Linked DNA regions of Mus musculus: region 1 is linked to region 2. A link is a contact called in ENCODE POLR2A ChIA-PET data. All regions are on one chromosome and are shown on one strand. Each heading gives the region's core, a stretch centred on a gene start or an enhancer-like site at or near the end of the contact. The rest is flanking DNA. Distances are from core to core; before and after follow the strand shown. Region 1 holds the start of Smad5 (SMAD family member 5). Region 2 has its middle 4.0 kb from the start of Gm32759.

Region 1 (6,664 bases), core at 3,045-5,544, 120 kb before region 2:
TGAGAACAAAGTTACACTTGCCAAGTGTGAGCGTCCCCTGAGCGCCCATTCTGAGAAGGCCTTGGTGTTGTGGCCGCTACTGCTTTCCTCACTTTCAGTGTAACACAACAGCATAAGGCAATCAGAAGGTAATGTTCCAGTTAAAATTCTCACAAAAGATCTATATACTTCCAAATGTCCATGGAATACCAAACTAGAAATTACAGTTACAATTCAGTCAAAGACAGTGGCCACAAAGGATTCAAGAACAAAATTTATTTACAAAAATGCACATTAATATTAATAAATAGTGAAATAAAATTATAGGATCACATCAGAGAACTGTCCTAATAAGGAATTCGCCTGCCCCCCCAAAATTAATCTCAACAAAATTAAGACACGGTACATAAAGGCGGAGAAAGTAACTACTGGAAATGCCTCTGTTAGCATTGAACCAAAACCTCCAACCTGGCTAGAAAAAGTGTTTGTGTACATGTGTGGGCACATTCACACATCTACCATAGCTACACACAGAACCCAGAACTAGCTGATTGATTTCGAAAGCCCTTAACGTTCTGTAATTACATCATCCAATAAAGACTTAAAATATGTTACCTATGAGATTTGGAAATTAGACAGTGGCCCACGCTGTTACTCCCAGCACTATGAGGCAGAGGCAGAAGCAGGTGGACCTCTGTGAGTTTGAAGCTAGCCTGGTCTACATAGTGAGTTCCTGGACATCCAGAGCTATATAGCAAGACCCTGTCTAAAAAAAAAAAAAAAAAAAAAAGATTGGGGAATTAGAGAGTCCTAACAATCTAGTTGTTAACAATTTTTCTTCTAAATGTTCCACTCAGTACATACACATCACATTCAGGTTTTGGCTGGAGGTAAAAGATGTATGATAGTGGCAATAAGTGGATGACCCCTGCCCTGAAACTTCCAGTTGCTAATGCTCTGCACTAAGCTCAGAAGTGGAAAAACAAGCTGTAAAAAGGCACAGGTCAACTTCCAGGGCCTTGAAGATCAAACCCTTCATCATCTTTTCGGTGAGAGAAACTGGAATCTGTGCACTGCAGCTTCCTTAAAGCCAAGTTTCCCAAGCTTTTCTCCAGAAAGTCAGTCACCTAGTGAAGATGAGAATCATTCCTCAGGGTATGACTGTCCATCACAGAAGGGAGAACGTATCCAGTACCTGACGTCTTGGAAGCATGCTGGGAAACCATGGGATCTACAGTGCCTTCAACACCTGAAGAAAGCCATGCAGAACAGAAATAAATGTACTGCAGAGACAGATCAGCAGAGGGGCGAAGGCTGGAGGTCAGTGCTGTTGTGACTCTCACTGCCCAGCCAACATGCACACCGGGTAATAACAAACACCTGAGAGTTATCAAGAACTGTTGTGATCCACACCGCACTGGTAAACTAAGGCCTACCATCGAAGAATCTGCATGTGGAAAAGAAGTTTACATTAAATTTCAATACATGTTACTAAGAAGTAAAGCACTGTCATTTTACTGCCTAATCTTCAAAACATTGAAAAGAAATTTGTTCAACTGAGCTACAATCTGTTTTCAGTAGGGGAAACATGCTGCCTTTAACACAGAGGGCAGGATATCATCCCATGAAATCATGATGTTTGAGTCCATCCTGCAAACAGGAAACAGGCTGCCCAGGTATAATTACAGCTGTAGCCTAAAGTGCCTCGGGTTCACCCAGAAATTAAAGCCCAAGGAGGAGGGTCAGCAGAATTCACTCTCTACCTTGCTACAGCCTGCAACTTTTAATGATACTCTCACCATGTTACATAACTAGCAGCACACAACAATCTGATTCAAACCTCATTAGCCACAGACTGCCACTGTTTCTCACTGCAATCAATGGCTACCTTTGCCAGAGGGCGAAGAAAGGCAACACACACATCATCTACCCAATGCTATGGCGCCCCCACCACAAAGAACCAGCTAAGCAGCCCCAGCCAGACGGCCCAGAACACACCACACATTTTACTTTCCCCAGGCTCATTGCTCTCTTCCTTCTTTTAACTATGCCATATCCTATATGGACACAAGGAAAACTCAATCTGAGTGTTTGGTACAGTAGGGTGCACAGGTTCCAGAAGCTGATAGAGCAACCCAACCAAAATAAATAACCAGATGTGATGGCACAGGCTTGTAATCTTAGCATCTGGAGGCAGAGGTACGAGTTCAAGGGCATTCTGGACTACATAGCAAGTCTGGGCCCAGTCTGGGTCACCAGAACACCTGTCTGGGAAGGAAGGAAGGAAGGAAGGAAGGAAGGAAGGAAGGAAGGAAGGAAGGAAGGAAGGAAAAGTCAGTTGAAAAGATTCACCTACAGGAAGTGACAAAATGATGAACGGCATTTGTGACAAAGACACTGCAGAAGTTGAAGTGGTAACAACAGTTATCTAAAGGACTGAGTGGGGAAACACTAAAGAAGGAGAGTGCCAAGGAGGTCACCACCTAGCAATCATACTCGCCTCACTATGCAGTCCCCCAGATGGCCTGGACCTCACACCTGTCTACCTGCCTGGTATTAGAGGTGTGGGCCACCATGCATGGCTACAAAACTATTTTTCCTCTAAGCTTAATATGTACAAACCTTATATAGGTTAGATTTTGATAGACCAATTCTTCTAAGTTGTTTTGGAATTTTATAATTTCTGGGGTTCATTTTAGAGGGGGAAAATGTTACCAAAAAGGGTAAAAGGAATAATGTGATTTGTTACTACTGCTACTAACCTCATCTGGATCATAAGCTCTGATAGAGCAGTTGAGTGTGAAACCGTCCTGCTCCATGGAGGAACTGTTTCCATACAACAGGCATTATGGGCTGGCATCTAGCAGAAACCCTCAACTACTACTCTAAGCGTTTCTAAACCTACTGGGTTTTCAACTTTAACGGTAACTCCCATACACTAAGAAAATCCAAGCACTCTTTGTTTAAAAAAGAAACACACAGCCAGAGTTGGTGATGGCTCACCCCTGTAATCCCAGCACTTGGAAGCTGAGGCAGGAGGATTGGCCAGAGTTCAAGGTCTGCCTAGCAAAACCCTGTCAGAAAGAAAAGAAATCACATGTACCCTTTCGCTTAGCCTCTGTCAAAGCAACCAACAAATTCCATTGATCGCCCAGTGTCCGTTGCTAGGTAGGCATACACTTGATAGTGCTAGGCAACAGGCATGATGTGATCAACTCCACCAGACTTCAAAACTTTTTCCACAGAAAGATAAACAAGATATACTTAGCACCACACCCATCTAAACGCAGCAGCAGCCAGAAATACCCACCCCCCACCCCCCTCCAGCTGCTCAGGAAACACTGTCTTTTACGATCAAGATAAAGATCTAGCCTACAGTGTTCGGCCGTTCCTGCCTTCCAGGTTGGCCGGGACTCCTTTCGCCGGGGCCATCACAAACCGGACACACACACACACACACACACACACACACACAGAGACACGCTTCGGATCGCTGGCACACCTCCAAATACCTCGACCATCCCCGCCAGCTCCTTCTGCAACCGAAAAGTCCGGGCCACTGAGCATGCTCTGACCCTAAGACGGCCGCCACCGGGGAAGTTCCCAGAGCTTAGGGTTCCCGGCTCGGCGCAGCCAGAAGCGCAGAGGAGAAAGGGCAGGGGGAGGGGATGGAGTCTGAACTTGGGCACGCATGCCCAAGGGAACCACCGGGACCGGGGCAGAGACAAAAGCTGCTTCGCTTCCTCACACAAAGTTTAGCGCAGCGAGGGAGCCTCTGCGACGTCCGGAGAGTGACGGGCGGGCGAGCGGGCGGGCGGGCGGGCGGGCGGGCGCAGGGGCGGGTCGCCGCCAGCCGGCTGGCCGGAGTGTAATTCCCACCGATAAGCGCGGATCCTTATCTCCCAGACACAAAGCGGCGGGGCGCGCGCTCGGCCTAGGCCGCCTGCGCGGCTCCGCGCGCGGGCCCGGGCGTCGGTGGCGCGCCGAGGTGGCAGCGGCCTCGTCCGCGCCGGCCTCGTCGGCCGCGCGGGGCCTCCTTAGCACCGGGGCCTCCCGCGCTGCGCGGAGCCCCGTCCCGTGCCGTCAGGTCCCGCGTGGGGAGCCTCTAGGCCTCCAGCCTCACGCGGGCCGCTGCCGCCGGCGCTTGTCCCTCCGCCGGGCCCCGAGCGCCCGCCCTGGGGCCCCTCACTCACCTCCCCGCCGCCCAGGCGCGCTCTCCTCACGCCGTCGCCGCGCTGTGCACGCGCCGCAACTTTATTAGCAGCTCGGCCCCGGGACAAGCGCTCGGCGCCCGCTCGCCGGGGACCCGGATGATGAGGGGGAGGGGGGGCGGCGGCGGAGGGCCGCGGCGGCCGGCGCATGCGCGTCGGGAGTGGCCGAGGCCTGGCTTCTGCTGTCCGCAGCGAGCCTGGAAGTGGCACTTGGGTTAGCCAAGCTCACCCGCCTTATAGCGAAACGGTCGTCCTCGCTCTGGAGAGCTGGAGACCTTTCTAGCCAATCTAAAGCGTTAAAAAGTATCTTCAGCTACAACTTCGCCGTTTTCATTGATTTGTAATAGAAACCCTAAGAGACAGAGACCTCTGGCTGAGCATCAGATACCACACAGCTTACTAGATGTAGCCTTAATATTGCTCCCAAAGGGGGAAAATCCTCTGCAGGTGGAGATAGTGCTGAACCCGGAGCTGAGGACGAGTGGCCATTTCTCAGGACACAGTCCCAGCTGTTCACGGGACACCGCCCCACATCTGGAAGCCGGGAGCGCCTTGAGCTCTCAGGCTTCAGCAAGTGGAGGCTTAGAGGTGCTCGAGCTGTCTTACAGGGTAGCTCTGTACTAATCCGGCTGTCTGGCTTCTCTTCCCCTCCAAACGGTCAGCTTGGACAGCAAGGGAAAGCTTTTTAAAATAGTTTCGTGTTTATTTTTAAAGGTCTTTAAAACTGATCCCCCCCCCCCCCACACACACACACCGGTTTTCTTTTTGAGTAAATTGGAACTATTTTTAACCTTTCCCAGTCAATCCCATCCTCCAATATCAATTCTGTAGATCCCTAATTCTGACAGTTTCTCCTCACTTTTATTACCACCTCCTCCGCCTGAACCAGGGTCACCTCACTTGACACACAAATGCGGCGGTTTCCATGTTTCTCCAGACTCCAACGGCTTGTTTCTATTTGGAAGAGATTAAATAAATGCCGTGAGGAGGCGTTTATGGAAGCAGCCATGTCAAAGGGTGATAGGTGAGAATCCGGCCAGAGCTGGGGAACTAGAGAGAGAGCACCAAGGGAAGGCAGCAGCTGTGACTGCAGCCAACCATCCGCAGGAAGAAATGTGGCAGTGTCCGCCCATTATTGGCAGATCTTCTGGCTTTTCGAAGAAAGTTGGAAATGCATCTTTTTCTATACTAAAAGGAAATCACACATTTATCTGATCAGCTGCCTCTTTGTCTCTTTCCTGGGCTCCCTGACCTGCCCTCCCCTTCTCTTTTTTAGACATTGAGAAGACTCACCCTGGTACAAGCCAAACAAAACAAGCCCATGGTCCCAATATAGCCTACAGGCCATCAGTGTGCAATCTCAGGTCTCCATCTTAAACTTCTTTACTACATCATAAACTCTGCGCAGGAGGACTCTGTATGCGCCAACACTGCCTGGCTTACTGATTCCTGGCTGTTAAGTCTTTGCTGTTACCGGCCCTTGGAAGGCATGGCTTCTGGAGCCTGGCATGGATTTACAACTCCCAGACGTACCTATAACCCTACTGAAAGAATGCCCTTTTTTCGGAACTGATGTTTGCAGCCGACTTTGCTTAATATTGTGTGTATCAGCGCCGTTCCTCACTTCAAGAAACTATTAAAAATCATTTCACAAATTGTGTGCATATTTGTAAGAACACTTCGTGAGTACTGGGGTCCTGTCCCGAACCGTGGGTATAATCCTAAAAGCAAGTATTTCACTTCCTCAACTGTGTATCTGCACACTGGGCAAATTAACTTGAGACTCCAGGCTCTCGGGTGGCTTTGTACATTCAGGCCAGGCCCTCAGTTACAAGAGATAATAACACAGAAAGGAAGCATGGGGGCTTTAGCAGCCAGTAGGACTCTTCCAGAGAATTGAGAAGTAACCTAAACTTCACAGGATGTAGAACTCAGAGGGCCCAGTATACAGTTGTCAAAGATTACTGTCAGGCTTGCCAGAGGCATAAAGAAGTCTTGCTTAGGGTAATCAACTGAATCTAAGAACAAATGTGGCACAGTGTGATCTGACCAGATGATACATGATGCATGCAGTGGGAATCAAGATCTGTAAATATATATCATAAGTAATATAAATAATATAAATATATAACTATATAGAGAAATATGATAAATAATATAGATATAAAGTATATATATCTATATATACACATACATAATTTCAAGATTTCTGGATCATTAAGCCCTGCAGTTGTCAGCCAGGAAACACAGTCCCCTGCCTTGCAATTTGAAGACTTTCTCTGTTGTCCCAGGCAGCATGGCCATGGGAACCTAGCAGGTAGATGCCAGAGATGATATAAACACCCCAATCAGTGGTTCTCAACCTTCCTAATGTTGTGACTCTTTAATATAGTTCCTCATGTGTGGTGACCCCCCAACCATAAAGTTATTTTTCTCGCTACTGTATAACTGGAATTTCGCTATTGCTATGAATG
Region 2 (6,813 bases), core at 1,574-4,073:
CCAAGATCATCTGACTTTCAAGAAACTCAAGTAACCAATTTTGGGTACAATTATTATCTGCCATTATGCTGGTCTTTCCAGGGCTTTCTGCTTGCTTATACTGGAGGCTGGGATGGAACCCAGGGCCTCATGCAGTTAGACAAGCACCCCCCCCCCCTCGTGAAGCTGCATCTTTAGCCCTTTAGAAGGGCTTTTGTTTGGGACTTCCAAGTACATCCTGGTTAACTGTGCTTTAAAAAGCAACAGTGGTGTGATCCAGTCGCAAGCAAGAGAGGCAGGCCAAAATGTCCTCGAGGAACTGCACACAAGCACTCCCTCTGGGTAGGAGACCTGCAATGTTCTTTGTTTTTCTTTATCCTGCTACTTCCTGTTCGCCCCTGATTTCTCCCTTGCTCCTGTCCTTGCTCTGTGACCACAGATGCTGTGGCCTACATAGTCTAAAAGGAACAGTTTTTCTGACTTCTAGTTGCTGGTTTGCTGGTTGAATTTAATAAGCCTGTGTACATGTGTGTGTATGTTTGTGTGTGTGTGTCTATGTGTGTGTGATGTGCATGTGGGTATGTGCGTGTGTGTCTGTGTGTGGAGGTGTGGTGTGTGTGGAGGTATGTATGTGTGGTCTGTGTATACACACATATATATGTGGGTATGCATGTGTGTGGTATATGTGTATATCTGTGTGGTGTGCATGTGTGTGTGGTGTGTATGTGGGTATATATGTATGTGTTGTGTGCATTTGTGCATGTACATGCGTGTGCACATGAGTGTGTACATGTGTGTGTGTTTCTGAACAAGATCAGAAGGAGGGAAGAGAGGACCCAGGAAAGGCAGGGCTGGACAGTCCTGCAGCCCCTGTATTCCCAGCAGCTCAAAGGCTACTCATGGGTGCACACTCCTTTCTGCTTTGTGGATGTCCATCAGTATAAACACAGATAACATCATGTCGTGCCTAAAGGTCCCACAAGGCAGAATCTAGTCCCGATTTTACTTACCTCTCAGGTTCTCGTCCTTCCTGTGAGGCAGAACAGAGAAGGCATCAGGGATTATGGGGCCGAGGCCGGCAGGATAAGGTGTGGCCATGATTCTACGGTCTGTTATAGCGTGTAGCTTATACCTTGACTTCACACATCAGGTACTGGGCCAGTTTCTGCTTCTGCTGAAAATGCTTAAAGTTGTAAGATGGGAACTCTGATAACTGTGAGGAGAATTAGACACTTCTGTCTTTATGCCTGTGCTTTCCATTAATTGCATAAGTAGTAGTTAGGGTTTTCTTTAAGTTTGAAAACTTAGACCAAAACTGAACATAAATAATATTTGAGTTATACTTAGATAATGGTTTTGTCTTTGAGTGTAACATCTACACTCTATACTAATGTTTGCTTAATATCAAGATGGAGATGGAAAGAAAGTCACGAAAATGAGAGCGTGAGAGAAGAAAGTATAATGAAAAGGGCGAGGGGCCAGCTAAGGGCTGTGAGTTGAGATGAGTGAGATCTGCACATCTTTCCTCGGTTCACATTCTAGGTTCAAACATTCTTTCCGTCTCTGCCTCCAGAGGTTCACACCACTGTGCCTGCTTCCTACTGACCGAATCTCACAAAATACAAAAACCAAACAAAGACAAAGGACAAACTGCAAACTGAGATGCACTGTTGCAAAATAGGAGCATGGGAGCAATGGCCTTATTAGAAACCAGTTTTATATGAATTATGGAAGAGTCACCTAGCTAGAACCTCGAATTTAAAGAAGGATAAGAAAATTGACAATGAGTGTATGAACAAATTCTCTCTTGAAGCACTCAAAGGTGGCCAAAGGGTTCCAGTGCCCAGTGGTGCACGGAGGGCAGTCATTCTAGAAGGCAGTGTGCTACTCTTTCTAGTGCACATGCCCACCGCTCAGAAATTCCACTATCAGCACATCATGGAAGGTGGACTTCAGGATGTCTGCACTGAATGAATCTCAGGATTCTCATGGCAAAATTGGGAACAATCAGAAATCAGGTGATTTGCTAAATAGCTTCAAGTAAGACTAGGCACAGGGCCCGTGCAGCTCTGAGCGTGGCAGTGGACTGGTGACTGGGCTGTCAAACCAGGGCAGGAACATACAGTGATCCCCTCACAGTTTGTACCGTGGACAGAGCAGGAGCTAGCTGTTGACCTGGAATCACTCAGCTGCCCCTGTCCTGGTCCCTCTGGCTCTCCCAACAGAGACATCTTAATGTATGAAAAGGCTTCAAACAAAAGCATTTACTTTGTCATACTGAACACTCAGCCTGAGGTCATCTGCAAGCCCCACTGAGTGGACTCCCTGACTCAGAATTGTGCATCAGCTCATTATTATGTTTTCAAAGGAAGGCTATAAAAGACTGGCAGAGCTCACACTAAAACTCTGGGGTGGGGTGGGGGGAGGGTTGTAGAGAGGGTGGGGGATGGGGGAGGGATGTGGAGGGGGTAGGGGGGCAGGGAGTGGGGGCGTGGGGGAAGGGTTGTGGGGGTGGGGCAGGGAATGGGGGCATGGTAGGGTAGGGCTGGGGGGTGGGGGCAGGGAGTGGGGGAGGGGCAAGGGAGGGTCTCGTCACTCCTGGTTTTTTTTTCACTGTCCATAAATTACACTTAGGGAGGTTACCAGGAGTCTCAGGAAAACAGCTGAAGCCCATCTTTCTAGGAAGAAGAACTGATGATGGTGAGGGGGAACCACCCCCACACTCTAGGAAGCAGCTCCCCAGCCCCTGGCCAGCTGCGCAGTGGAGGAGGGCCTCTCCCTGCCTGCTGCCAGCAGGCTGCAGGGTCACGGGGCTGGGCTGTGCCTGAGCAGTCAGCACACTACTCCATTGTCTGAGCAACACACCCCATTGAAGTCAATGAGAAACAGATGGCCGGGACCACTCTTGCTCCGCACACCTCCAGTGTCCTCCCTGCTTGCTCGCAGCCTCCAGGGTCAGCCAGGGATCTGCTTTTTATTTTACAGACAGAGAAGAGCCACAGAGGAAGGGAGGAAGGGCTGAGGGAAGCTATAGTTTCCAGAGCGCCAAGGGAGTTGATGCAATCATAATTCAGTTCCCACCCCCTACTCAGGAAGGCAAGACCATCCAACCAGGCAGGATGCCTGCAGCCTGGGCTATAAACTCTGGCTCCCCTCCCCTCCCCTCCCCTCCCCTCCCCTTCCCTCCCCTCCCCTCCCCTTCCCTCCCCCCTGGTTCCAGCAAGCCCCTGCTGGGATCTGTGGGCTCTTCCCCAGGCTCTCAGGGCCAGCAGCAAAAGAGTTCAAGTGGGGTCTTGCAGTTCTCATTGTGAGAAGAAACCCTGTAGTCAAACACAGTGGGAAGCAAGTCCCGGATAGGTGGGGTAGAAGGAATCTGGGTCTGGTGGCCCCCTCACAGGGAATCATTTCAAGCGCTGGCACAAGCCAGGGACAGCCATTTGGCCAGAACAAGGCATGACGTCATATATTGGGTATAAGGAGAGGCACTGAAGCTGCCTGGGTCCTGTCCAGGCTCTTTTCTTAATTGCTGTGCTACCCCAGGCTGACTACCTAAGCTCTCTGAGCCTCTGCTTCCTCATCACATAGTATGCTGGGTAGGAGACTAGTATCACCCTGTAGGCAGCAAACAGCAGCAGGGGCTGATTCACCAGAGCAGACTCACACTGCTTGGTGCATGTGCCATGCTCCTTGAAGGCCAGCTCGGATTAGAATGTCAGCTCCCTGTGTCTTTTATCTTTCTTCACACTAACAGCATTTGGCATCATGGCATGCTCATGTGTATATTTCCCGTAACCCCAATGGGCATAACCTCATTTCCATATTTTCCCATAACCCCAATCAGGCTCTGCCTGAGGGCAGTCTCTCCCTAGGGTGCCATCTCTGGATCCCACCTGTAGCTACTATCTCTCTAGATTGTGACTTGTGTTGTCTCCAGATCAGTGTGGACCATTGTGTATGGTGATTGTGACAAGCCAAATGCACACACACACACACACACACACACACATACCCTGCCCATTCTCCCCCACAAGGCCCTGTGCAGCAGTAGTGAATAGTATCCTAGTTCAAACAGAGACTTGTATGTGACCCCAGGGGAGGAGTTACCACCCCAGAACCCTAAAATGAGACAAAGAGGGGAAAGTGACCCAGAGAAGGGGCCCCCTATAAGGGGAGGGAAGCCAAACTGTGGCTGCAAATTGAGAAAACATTGACACAGAGATGGAGAGTTTTGGAGTTTTGGAAGGAGAAAGGCTAACTGGCTTTTGAGATGTGGAATCGGAAAGGGAAAGACATCACGCCATGGGAATTTTGGAAAACAAGAATCACAAAGCTACTTACAACTGATAGAGTGTGGATGCAGAAGACAAGAGGGAACACTACAGGTGCGTAGGAAGGAGGCTTTGAAACATGAACATCAAGGCCTGTCCAAGTCAGTGAAGATGTGCCCGCCTGGCAGCTTCCTCCGAATGTGCTAATTACACTTTGTGTTCTTCAACAAAAATAGTTTCTTTGTGAGGAGGGCTGGAGTCCAAGGGTGGGAGAGAGCATCTTCTCACAGGCAGCCAGTAGGCAGCCCCACTTGAAGGATAATAAATATATTGTTATGCAACAGCACACTCACGTCTCATGAAGGCTGGCTCTTACTATCCTGGTGAGGATGAGCATTCTGAGGGAAAAAGAGAAGGTGGCAGTACGGCTCAGTGATGAGGTCCCTCTTTGTATCATTTATGCCAGGCTACAGTAGCAGCTCCAGATCTCAGGGGTTCTAAAAAACACAGGCGACTTCTGATTCATGTCCCAGTCTATGGTGGGTTGGGTAGAGCTTTGCTCTACGTCTGTCTTACCCTTACTCAGTGGTCTAGGGTGATGGAGCAGCTAGCCTCTCACACCAAGCAAGCTGTAATGGCAGAGACAAGGAAATGAGCTAACACATACACACAGACACAGACACAGACACACACACACAGATACATACTTGCACACATGTAGACACACATCTATACACACACAAGCATGGACACACACACAGGCATACACACACACATGCATGCAGACACACATCCACACATTCATGTCTTGCGCGTGCCCAACTGGCCAGGAAGAACGATGCTGCAACAGGATCCTTTTGCACACATTTATTCAGTCCTGTTTCTTCTTTCTCTATATCTCCCTTGTTTATATCTCCCTTGTTTATATCTCCCAATAATAATAATCCTCTCTTGAATAATAATCTTCCCTCTAACCCGGGCCTCTCACTCTTATATACTCTCAGTTCCCATCCACGCACAGTAGGCCACGCCACCTCACCAGGTACGCAGCTTCAGCTAATCAGGGCAGCAGGGGCATATCTCCATCAAAATGGATTTACCGGTATCCTGGTACACCTGCGCAATTCTCAAGATGTTTGTGGCTTATATGAGGAAGTCAGGTGCAAGTCATACGACTTAGCTGCAGTCCCTGGCGCCTTTGGGACTGCCGCCACACCCGCTCCTCACATACATGCACACACATACACTCACATACACTCACACACATGCATGTACACACATATGCACACGTCCACACACACAAGCATGGACTAACACACATGCATGCACACTCACATACACTCACACACATGCATGCACACACACTCATATACACACATGCACACACAGACACACACATGCATGCACACACAAGCATGGGCATACATGCACATACCTGCATGCACACACACTCATAGACACACACACGCACACACACATACACACACAAGCATGGCTTCACATGCACACACACATGCATGCATGCACACACACTAATAGGCACACATATGCACACACACATACACACACACACACACACACACACACACACACACACTGGCTTTGCACTCACTCCCATTTCATTGGCCACAACAGACTTGTAGATACACTGCAGTGCAGTTACCTGCTGCTTAGGAGAATAGAATGTATACAATGGTTCCAAGGAGAACTCCAGGCCTTGCCCCCTTACACAGAGCTGCCTGCTGTCCCCTGCCTGTTCGTTCCTTCAGCATGCATTTTTCTACATGATTCCCAGTCTACCTTGCCCGTGATTGTCAGGATGTAGTTTGGTTGAGATAACTGGACATAATGTTTACACCCCAAGTCCATACCATAAAATGAAGATAGACAGCCAACCAAGGTGGGAATGCAGAGCAGAAGCTGAGAGCAGCTAGCCCTAAGCCTGTCCCCTGTCTGTCTGTCTGTCTCTCTCTCCTTTCCTTTTTAAAAAAAATTTATTTATTTATCTATGTATTTAATGTATATGTGTTTTCTGTCTACGTGTATGTCTACACACCAGAAGAGAGCATGGGATCCTCTGGGTCTACAGTTATAACTGGTTGTGAGCCACCATGTGGTTGCTGGGAATTGAACTCAGGACCTCTTGAAGATGAGCCAGTTCTCTTAACTACTGAGCCATCTCTCTCCAGCCCCAAACCTCTCTCTTTCAAATTCAGAAATGGAATCAAAGGAAAAACCATGTCGGCAGAATTCCAGAAGGGACCAAAAGTCTATGTCCATGCAATACCCTTCTCTTGAGTACTAAGCTGGACCTGGTAAGATGGGGGGGGGGGGATGCCATACCATGCCTCAGCTCCTTTACCAAGCAGGGAAACAGTGCAGATGTAACGGGAACAGGTCAATCCCTCTCCTCCTGGCCGCTGTGTAATGAACTTAAGTGGAGAGTACCGCGAGGCTTGGATGGGGTGTGAGTGATGTGACACATGACAGAATTCCTGATGGCTGGGAGTCCAGGTCAAGGCAGCTACAGGGCAGCTGTTGGGGCAGGGCTACTTCTGTTTCCACT

Evidence for each region. ChIA-PET counts read pairs that join two places held with the same protein, here RNA polymerase II (POLR2A).
Region 1: POLR2A ChIA-PET joins it to region 2 with 21 read pairs in Patski. The contact joins the promoter of Smad5 here to the enhancer-like site in region 2. POLR2A ChIA-PET finds 5 or more read pairs at or near these places in 2 of 5 experiments (Patski and embryonic stem cell).

The regions. Positions count from the first base shown.
Region 1 is chr13:56,700,640-56,707,303 of GRCm38, reverse strand. It overlaps Smad5 (SMAD family member 5), which reads right to left and starts at 4,294. Exons shown (of 7, transcript NM_008541.3): 1 at 4,173-4,294.
Region 2 is chr13:56,578,302-56,585,114 of GRCm38, reverse strand. No RefSeq gene overlaps it. Among named protein-coding and RNA genes, the nearest start is that of Gm32759, 4.0 kb to the left of the region's middle. Within about 2 kb of position 2,823, at least 2 of the 3 ENCODE cell types and tissues checked have a DNase peak (open chromatin) inside an H3K27ac peak, as active enhancers do.